Linked DNA regions of Mus musculus: all the other regions are linked to region 3. The links are chromatin loops, found by intact Hi-C in ENCODE. Cell type or tissue: heart. All regions are shown on one strand.

Evidence for each region. Hi-C counts contacts between places; a loop is a spot of excess contacts. Peaks named below come from ENCODE experiments on the same cell type or tissue, not always from the same donor. Only the 100,000 strongest peaks of a DNase experiment are listed, where the experiment ranks them.
Region 1: it touches region 3 in a loop (3-fold over the local background); 12 of 42 quality-filtered maps call a loop at or near these places.
Region 2: a loop joins it to region 3, with 4 times the contacts of the local background. A loop is called at or near these places in 6 of 42 quality-filtered maps.

The regions. Positions count from the first base shown.
Region 1 is chr14:14,119,881-14,122,380 of GRCm38, forward strand. It overlaps Psmd6 (proteasome (prosome, macropain) 26S subunit, non-ATPase, 6), which reads right to left and starts at 1,065. Exons shown (of 8, transcript NM_025550.3): 1 at 859-1,065; 2 at 107-312. The coding sequence starts at 1,003. In heart, no CTCF peak of the experiment used is centred here; a DNase peak (open chromatin) is centred at 1,071; H3K4me3 peaks cover 1,249 bases; H3K27ac peaks cover 1,069 bases.
Region 2 is chr14:14,632,854-14,635,353 of GRCm38, forward strand. No RefSeq gene overlaps it. Among named protein-coding and RNA genes, the nearest start is that of Slc4a7, 69 kb to the right of the region's middle. In heart, CTCF peaks have their summits at 566 and 1,358; a DNase peak (open chromatin) is centred at 478; H3K4me3 peaks cover 1,051 bases; H3K27ac peaks cover 788 bases.
Region 3 is chr14:14,344,077-14,346,576 of GRCm38, forward strand. Il3ra (interleukin 3 receptor, alpha chain) reads left to right here and starts at 2,419. Exons shown (of 12, transcript NM_008369.1): 1 at 2,419-2,436. In heart, a CTCF peak has its summit at 1,504 (motif pointing right); DNase peaks (open chromatin) are centred at 1,595 and 2,115; H3K4me3 peaks cover 1,375 bases; H3K27ac peaks cover 1,357 bases.

The sequences.
Region 1 (2,500 bases), 220 kb before region 3:
TGCAGAGCGGGCAGGGCATCTCACTGACCCTGTCACCTACCCAGAGCGGGCAGGGCATCTCACTGACCCTGTCACCTACCCAGAGCGGGCAGGGCATCTCACTGACCTTGTCACCTATCTGACAGAGGTACTCTGCTTTTGCCATCATTGCATCTCGAATTTCACTTTCTCCCAGATTCTTCTCTGCATCCTCCAGCTCCTCATCCAAACGTTTCAACTCTTCTTCGTTTGCTTTCTTCATTTTACTCAGGAGATCCACGTCCATCTGCCAGTCGAGGGATTTACACAAGGCTTCATAATAAGGAGCCATATCTAAAAGCCACAAATCACGCATTATGAGGTATCCTGTTAGCTTCTGCTCGCTTTTCCCACCCCACCGAAGGTCAGCTAGCAGACGCCTCCCAACTATGGGCCTGGGTAGCACGGCTAAGGTTTGAAGCTGGGAGCCTGCTTGAGAGCCGATCTTAGCAGGTCTGATCGCGACTAAGGCCAAGGGGAAGGGAATCGAATCCTCAGTTTGCTCTGGTCGGCTCCTGTTCCAAAGGAGTCCTCATGTCAGGGAAAGGACACCGATTCGACTCGACTACTAGGGACAGAACCCTGACTGTCCCTTGGCCGGCAGCTAAACACCGACAGGCATCACTAAAGCCGCGGCGCCTTTGCCGGGAGTCCAGCCGCGACAAGCACCCGAGGCTTCCCTGGACGTCTCGCGGCGGGGAAGAACCCACTAAGGCAAGCAAGCCCCTCTCGGGTCCAGGAGGCCTCCCTAGGGGTCTCCATGAAGCCTCGACCGGAGACGCCCGCCAGGCACCCCGACCGCCCCGCCTAGGCCGCTGACTCGGCGCTCGCTGGCCTCACTGTTTTCCCGGACGGCCGCCATCAACTCCTCGCGCACCGCCGCGTCCCCGCGGTGCTCCGGCAGGCTAAGCAGAAACCGCAGCTGCGCGATGCGCAGGTCGGGGTTCTTGGGCAGTCCCTCTTCTTCTAGGTTTTCTAGCGGCATGGCTACAGCACAGGAGCCGGCTGACAGAACCAAGCACAGCCCTGGGCCACCAGCGGAAGCAGGAGGAGTCGTCACAGGTTCCCCAGAGCCGCCAGTCTGACTTCCGGTCGCGTCTCTGGCTCCGCCGCCCGCAGCGTCCCCTGCTGGACATCGGCGGGAGCACCTGGCGCTGTCCCCTTTTTCTTTAGGTCAGAGTTGGGCCCAACTTTCATTTCTTGAGTATCTTTTTTTCTTCCTTTTTATATAATATTTGCAACGGATAGGATCTGGAAATCCGCCAACAGTTTTAAAATATAACACAGATGAGAAAAACAATAAAAACAGTTTTCCAGGGACATCTTTGTTTCAATACTCTTGAACTAGGGAGAGATTCTTTTGGTCCAGATTGTAGACAAACAAACTGGAACATAGCGAGATTTGAAAAGTGGCCAGCTAAGGTTACACACCAGCTACATGACAAGGCCTGTGTAGAACCTATCTTCCTTACATTTAAAATCCACATTCTTCCCTATTCTAAGAAAAGAGTACCCCGTGTTTCCAATTATTAATTCAGTGATTTACATTATTTTTGTGTGCACATGTTGGAGGAGTCTTCAGAATGGGTAATGGTCTATAAATCCTACTGTGTGACACAATGAGAAATGTCCCACTGAGTTTCAATATTTGACCACATGGTCCCCATTGGTGGTGCTGTTTGGACACCTTAAGGAACCATAAAAAGGTGTAAACCCTGCTTTAGGCAGTCGCTCACTGGGGTAGGTTTGAGAATTTCTGACCTCACCCCATTTCCAATTCTTTCTATGTTCTCTCTGTGTGGTTGAAGATGTGATCTCCCAGGTTCTTGTTCCAGCCTGTTTCTATGCCCCTGCCACTACTAAGGACTCTCAGAAAGTGCAAACCAAATTAGACTCATGAGCTGCTTTGGTCATGGCGTTTTATCACAGCAAGAAAAAGTAACTAGTAAACCCACTGCACGGACTTTCTGTCCTTTGCTTTTGTTAGGCCCTGCAATTGTGATGACTGTAATCTGCTACCCCGAGAGAATCTCAACACAGAGACTTATCTTACCACAGAGACTTAAAGCCAGGATTTGCATCTCAGTTGTTGAATTCCTACTAGAAGTTTACCTTTGAACACAAGCTCAACTTCTACTGCAGTGGATCTTTTATGCTGGCCCAAAATTCTTCTGGGTTCTGAAATATGATGTCCCATGAAGGATGTGTGGATCCAGGTATCACACTCTATGTGATGGTTACCATATGTCTGACTTTTGGAACAGTACAACACAAGGATGTGCTAGAATTGGTGCTATTTTATGTTATCAGAATGTTATAACTTTGTATGGAAACTGATCATCAATCCTTTCAAGAAAGATTCTGTAGGAAGCATCCTAAGACATTCATGAATGGGTTTAGGGCAAGAGGAACTAGAGCTTTAAATCAAGCCCAGTATAGAGATATTTCAAGACTGGGTTCATACTATGCATGAAATACGAAT
Region 2 (2,500 bases), 290 kb after region 3:
CTTTGGCATAAAAAAATGTAAATTCGAAGTTCAGGTCCTTTAAACTTTCGCGAAGCAGGGGTGGGGAGGGAGGTGGGGGGAGTGCTAAAATAAAAGTAATCCTTTTATCATTATAAGATCCAAGTAGCCAACAAAAGACCACACAGCCTGGAAAAAAAAAAAAAACCCCGCTTTAGATGAAAGGCCTCCACCTCCTCTTCTAAGGCATTCATCTAATTAAAATCACAATTAAGTCAAGGGGGCGAGAGCAGTGACTAAGACTCTAAAGCAGATGCGAAGCACTTTGACTCATACAGGATATGTTGGATTTTCTCGACATTTGGCAAAAGAAATTCGAGTCCTATCCACCCTTCTCTGACCCAGTAAACTCCCTCTCAGGGGCGGGGTGGCGAGGCTCTAAGGAGCCCACAGGTCCAGTGGTGCTGTCTACACATGAATTTTATAGTAAGGAAAACCTTGGAATCTCCCCGGCTCCGGCTTCTGAGTCATTCGTGGGTGTTTGTTTTTTGGGGCTCTGGCTTTGAGTCACCACCCTTCCTGCCGTTGCTCCTCTCAGTCGGGAGGGGGTGGGGGGTGCAATGAGTAAAAAGAAACAAATATCTGTGGCGTTTAGAAGTGGGACTTGGGCGTTGGTGGCTTGATTTTATACGTCCGCCTTTACTTTGAGATTCGCTCTTTCTTTGGTAAGTGTGTAAGATTTGAAAACTACAGCGGGAAAGAGGAAGAAGAGAGTTGAGAACGGCTGAGTCTTTTAAGGATGTGACCTAGGCAAGCGGAAAGAGTGGCCAAAGTAAAAATAGGTGGCTGTGGCTGGGGGGCTGGCAGGGCAGCCGAGTCCACAGTCCAAGCCCAACTGAGCCAGAAGCCTTCAGGGAGACCCGCAAAAGCTTTGAATTTCAGCCCAGTGGAATGTGGAGATTGAAATTTGAAACTGGGCCTTTTGTATGCAGCAGGAGACTGCCATTCCTAGCATAAATACATAGAAACATAATACAGCATAAATACAGGTGCCTGTACAGATACTTGGCTGAAATGTCTGGACCATGAAAACCAAGCCTGGGGCTTCTCAGCCTGACCACTGAGGAAGAAAAGAGTGTTACCTGCTCCCTCTCTCATTTATAGGAGAAAGCACCTCATCACCTCACTACAAAGAGGAAAACAGATAAACTTGGGGCTGTCTTCCTGGGGCATTGACATTTAAAAGTAAACAGAATCCATGTCTTGTTTTCTTGAGTTTGCTGTTTGTTTGTTTGTTTGTTTGTTTGTTTGTTTATATTCTCCGTGTATGGGTGTTTTGCCCAAATAGATGTCTAGTACAGAATGTGGAGAAACTGCTTCCTGTGGCCAGAAGGGGCGCTATATCCCCCTGGAACTGGAGTTACAGATAATTGACCCCCACCATGAGGATTCTGGGAAACAAACCTGGGTCCTCTGCAAGAACAAGAAGTGTTCTTAACTGCTGAGCTCTTTCTTGAGTCACACTGCCTTGTTTTTCAAGATAAGTATCTTAGGTTATTACAAATGAACTCCTGAACTAATTACTTTGTACACACATATATGTAAGAGACACTCAAGGCCTATTCCAAATCAACACACCTAATTGTGTCTTTGTGGCTAACAAACCTGTCTCTGGCTAACTTTATCTATCTGCTCTTTCCAGAATAATTCAGCTTGCATCTTACTTAATATTGAGTACACCTTCTCAGAAAGGGGACCAATGAGATAGTGTCAGATGTTATCACAGCAGCTCATTCTGCTCCTAAGTTCAATGTTTGGTATAGCTAAGAATCAAGCCTCTGGGGCGTGTCTCCCATGCTGGCTTGGTTCTTTAGCTATGAGCTACCTACCAAGTTGTACCAGACTCACATCACACCTCCTGCACAGCTGCCATGGAGCTTTTCAGGATAGACATTGATTATGAATCCTGTGGTCTCTTGCAAAAGCATAGTATTTGAAAGTGTGGTAGTCCTTTCTGTGCAGAAGAGGCCAGTTTCAGAGAAAAAAAGAAATGAGTTCATACCTCACAGATGAGATGACAAAGTGCTGCAAACTGGAGTTTATGTTTTTAAGTAAGGGCTGAGTGTGTATCTTAGTTGGTTAAATGCTTGCCTAGCATGTATGAAGTCTTCAGGTCAATCCCCAGCAGGCATGTTGACACATATCTGTAGACCCTGGACATAGGAGGACCAGAAGCCATCTTTCTACAAAGGGAGTTTGAAGCCACCCTAGGATTTATAAGACTTGGCCTCAAAAACTCAAATGGGGTTGAGAAGATAGCCCCAGGGTTAAGAGTACATGTGGCTCTTCTAGAGGACTTTATCACCCACCCAGACAGTTCATATGTGTCTATAATTCTAGCTCCAGGGGTTGCTCATTCTTCTGACATTCCCACATGTGACAGACACTGACACAGACATTCATACATACACATAAAGTAAAACAAATGTACAATCATTCCGTAATGTCTGGAGAGATCATAGATGGAATGTGCTTCCTGGGG
Region 3 (2,500 bases):
TTTACTGGCTGGTTTTGTGTCAACTTGACACAGCAGGAGTTATCACAGAGAACAGAGCTTCAGTTGAGGAAATGCCTCCATGAGATACAACTGTAAGGCATTTTCTCAATTAGTGATCAAGGGGGAAAGGCCCCTTGTGGGTGGGACCATCTCTGGGCTGGTAGTCTTGGTTCTATAAGAGAGCAGGCTGAGCAAGCCAGGGGAAACAAGCCAGTAAGGAACATCCCTCCATGACCTCTGCATCATTTTCTGCTTCCTGACCTGCTAGAGTTCCAGTCCTGACTTCCTTGGTGATGAACAGTAATGTGGAAGTGTAAGCTGAATAAACGCTTTCCTCCCCAACTTGTTTCTTGGTCATGATGTTTGTGCAGAACAGAAACCCCGACTGAGACACAATATCTTTTAAAATCCAAAGTACTTCCTTCAAGAGCAAAAAATACCAGGGCACAGTCACAATCAAAAGCAAAATTTAATCTCCAATTGTCCAGTGTCTGGGATCCAACTCACGATCTTCTGGGCTCCTCCAAGGGCTTAGGTCACTTCTTCAGCCTTGCCCTTCTAGGCTCCAGCCGCCTGTACTCCACTGCTGCTGGTCTTGGTGGTCATCTCATGGTCCTAGAATCTCCAAAACACTGCATGATCTCTTCAGTCCTGGGGCGTCTTTTGCAACTGAGGCTGCACCTCACCAATGGCCTTCCATGGCCTCTCATGGTGCCAAGGCTCAGCTGCTTTGCGTGACCACTTCATTCCTTCAAAACCAGTACCACCTGAGTGACTCTTACACATTACTAAGTCCAGGTTCAGCACGAGGTACAACCTTGGCTATTTCTGGAACACAACCTCTGTGCTTTCAGAAAACACTTCCCAGAAGATGTCACCTCAACGATGCTGGTCTCTTCTTAATCACTGCTAATTTCTTAGCTCCAGCTAACCAGCATCAATAGTCCCAGTAATGCAAAATTTTTGCTTTAGTAGTTCTGGTATCTTGTTAATCACAGCTGATTCTTCAGCCGCAGCTAACCAGAACCACAGAATCTTCATAATGGTCCTGAAAAGAGTAACAATGGTCCTGAAAAGAGTCTTTAACTTTCCCTCTGAAATTTCACAAGCCAGGCCTCCATCGTCTGCACTGTTCTCATCATTATCTAACATCCCACAGAGCTGTTAACACGGAATGCATCTTCTGGCCTGAAGCTCCAAAGTCTGTCCTGGTCCTCCCACACAACCAGGCTGTCACAGGCATAGTCGTCCCCACAGGGCCAGGCTGTCATGGGGATGAAGACCCCACTGTGCTGGTACCCGTCTGTCTTAGCGTCTGTCTTACCTGCTGAGCCACCGACCGTTCGTCCATCCAGCCTCTCCCTCTCCCCCTCCCCCCAACCCCACCCCACCCCACCCCACCTCACTCCACCCCAGGTTCATTTTTAAGGCAGAGCTGTGAGGATCAGCAAAGGGCTACTTTCAGCGGACGCACGCGTCGTCCTGCAGGGGGCACCAACCCCGGGACTCGGATCAGGAAAGGTCACGTGACGCGGTGGCCAGGATGGCGGCAACAGCAGCTTCACTGCAGCACAGGACAAATTCTGCGCCTCTGCCCCGCCCCCTGCGTCTCCGCTGCGCGCGCGCCCCCGCATTAACAAAAACGGAAACGGAAATAAGGCGGCCTGTGAGGCATCCCCGGCCTATCCTGACCCTGCGGTCACTATGGAGGGGGCGGTGTGCAAAGCTCTGTGCGCGTGGGCCGGGTGGGGCGGCCTCCTAAGCACAGCTGTGACGTCCGCTGTGAGCTCTGCTCTCACAGAGTGTGTGGGGGGGGGGGGGGATGAAGACAGGGCAGGGTCCGCTCACAAGTTAAGTTCCGTGGGTCTCAATGGGATGCCTTCAGGCATGAGGCAGAGCTGAGGCAGGAGGATGGCAGGTAGTGAACAACCGCTACAAAGCAGGGGTATGATGGCAGCTGTCAGTGACTGCGGGTGTGAGTGAGGCAGGGGGATTCCCGTGAGTAACGAAAGAGCTGAGGCAGGGGGATGACTGCGAGTACAGTTGCAACGGATGACAGGAGAGCGACTTCCTGTCTGCGGCAGGACGTCACGCCCGCTCGCCCGTGACTGACGGGAACGACTTCCAGTTTCATTTTTTTTTTTTAATAAACGAACGCGATGACGCGGCCGGCGTGGCCGTGGCCGCCCATCACCCGCAATCGCGGTCATCCTCCCGCCTCAGCTCCGTCCATCCCTCCCGCGTGACTCCCGAGGCCCCGCCCCGCCCCCACTATCTCAGGAAGTTGCTCAATCTCGGGACCATGGGCGCGGTCGGGGCGGGGCGGGGCCTCTGGGGTCACGGGCAGGGTCGCAGTCCTCTGCCCTGTAAGCAGTTCCGACCCCCAGACCCCCGAGGACAGGAACGGACGCCGCCAGCGCCGTGGGCGCCACTCAGGTCCGGTCCGCGGGGTGGGCGGGGGTGGGCGGGGTCAGGGGGCGGGGCCTCGGCGGTCATCCCC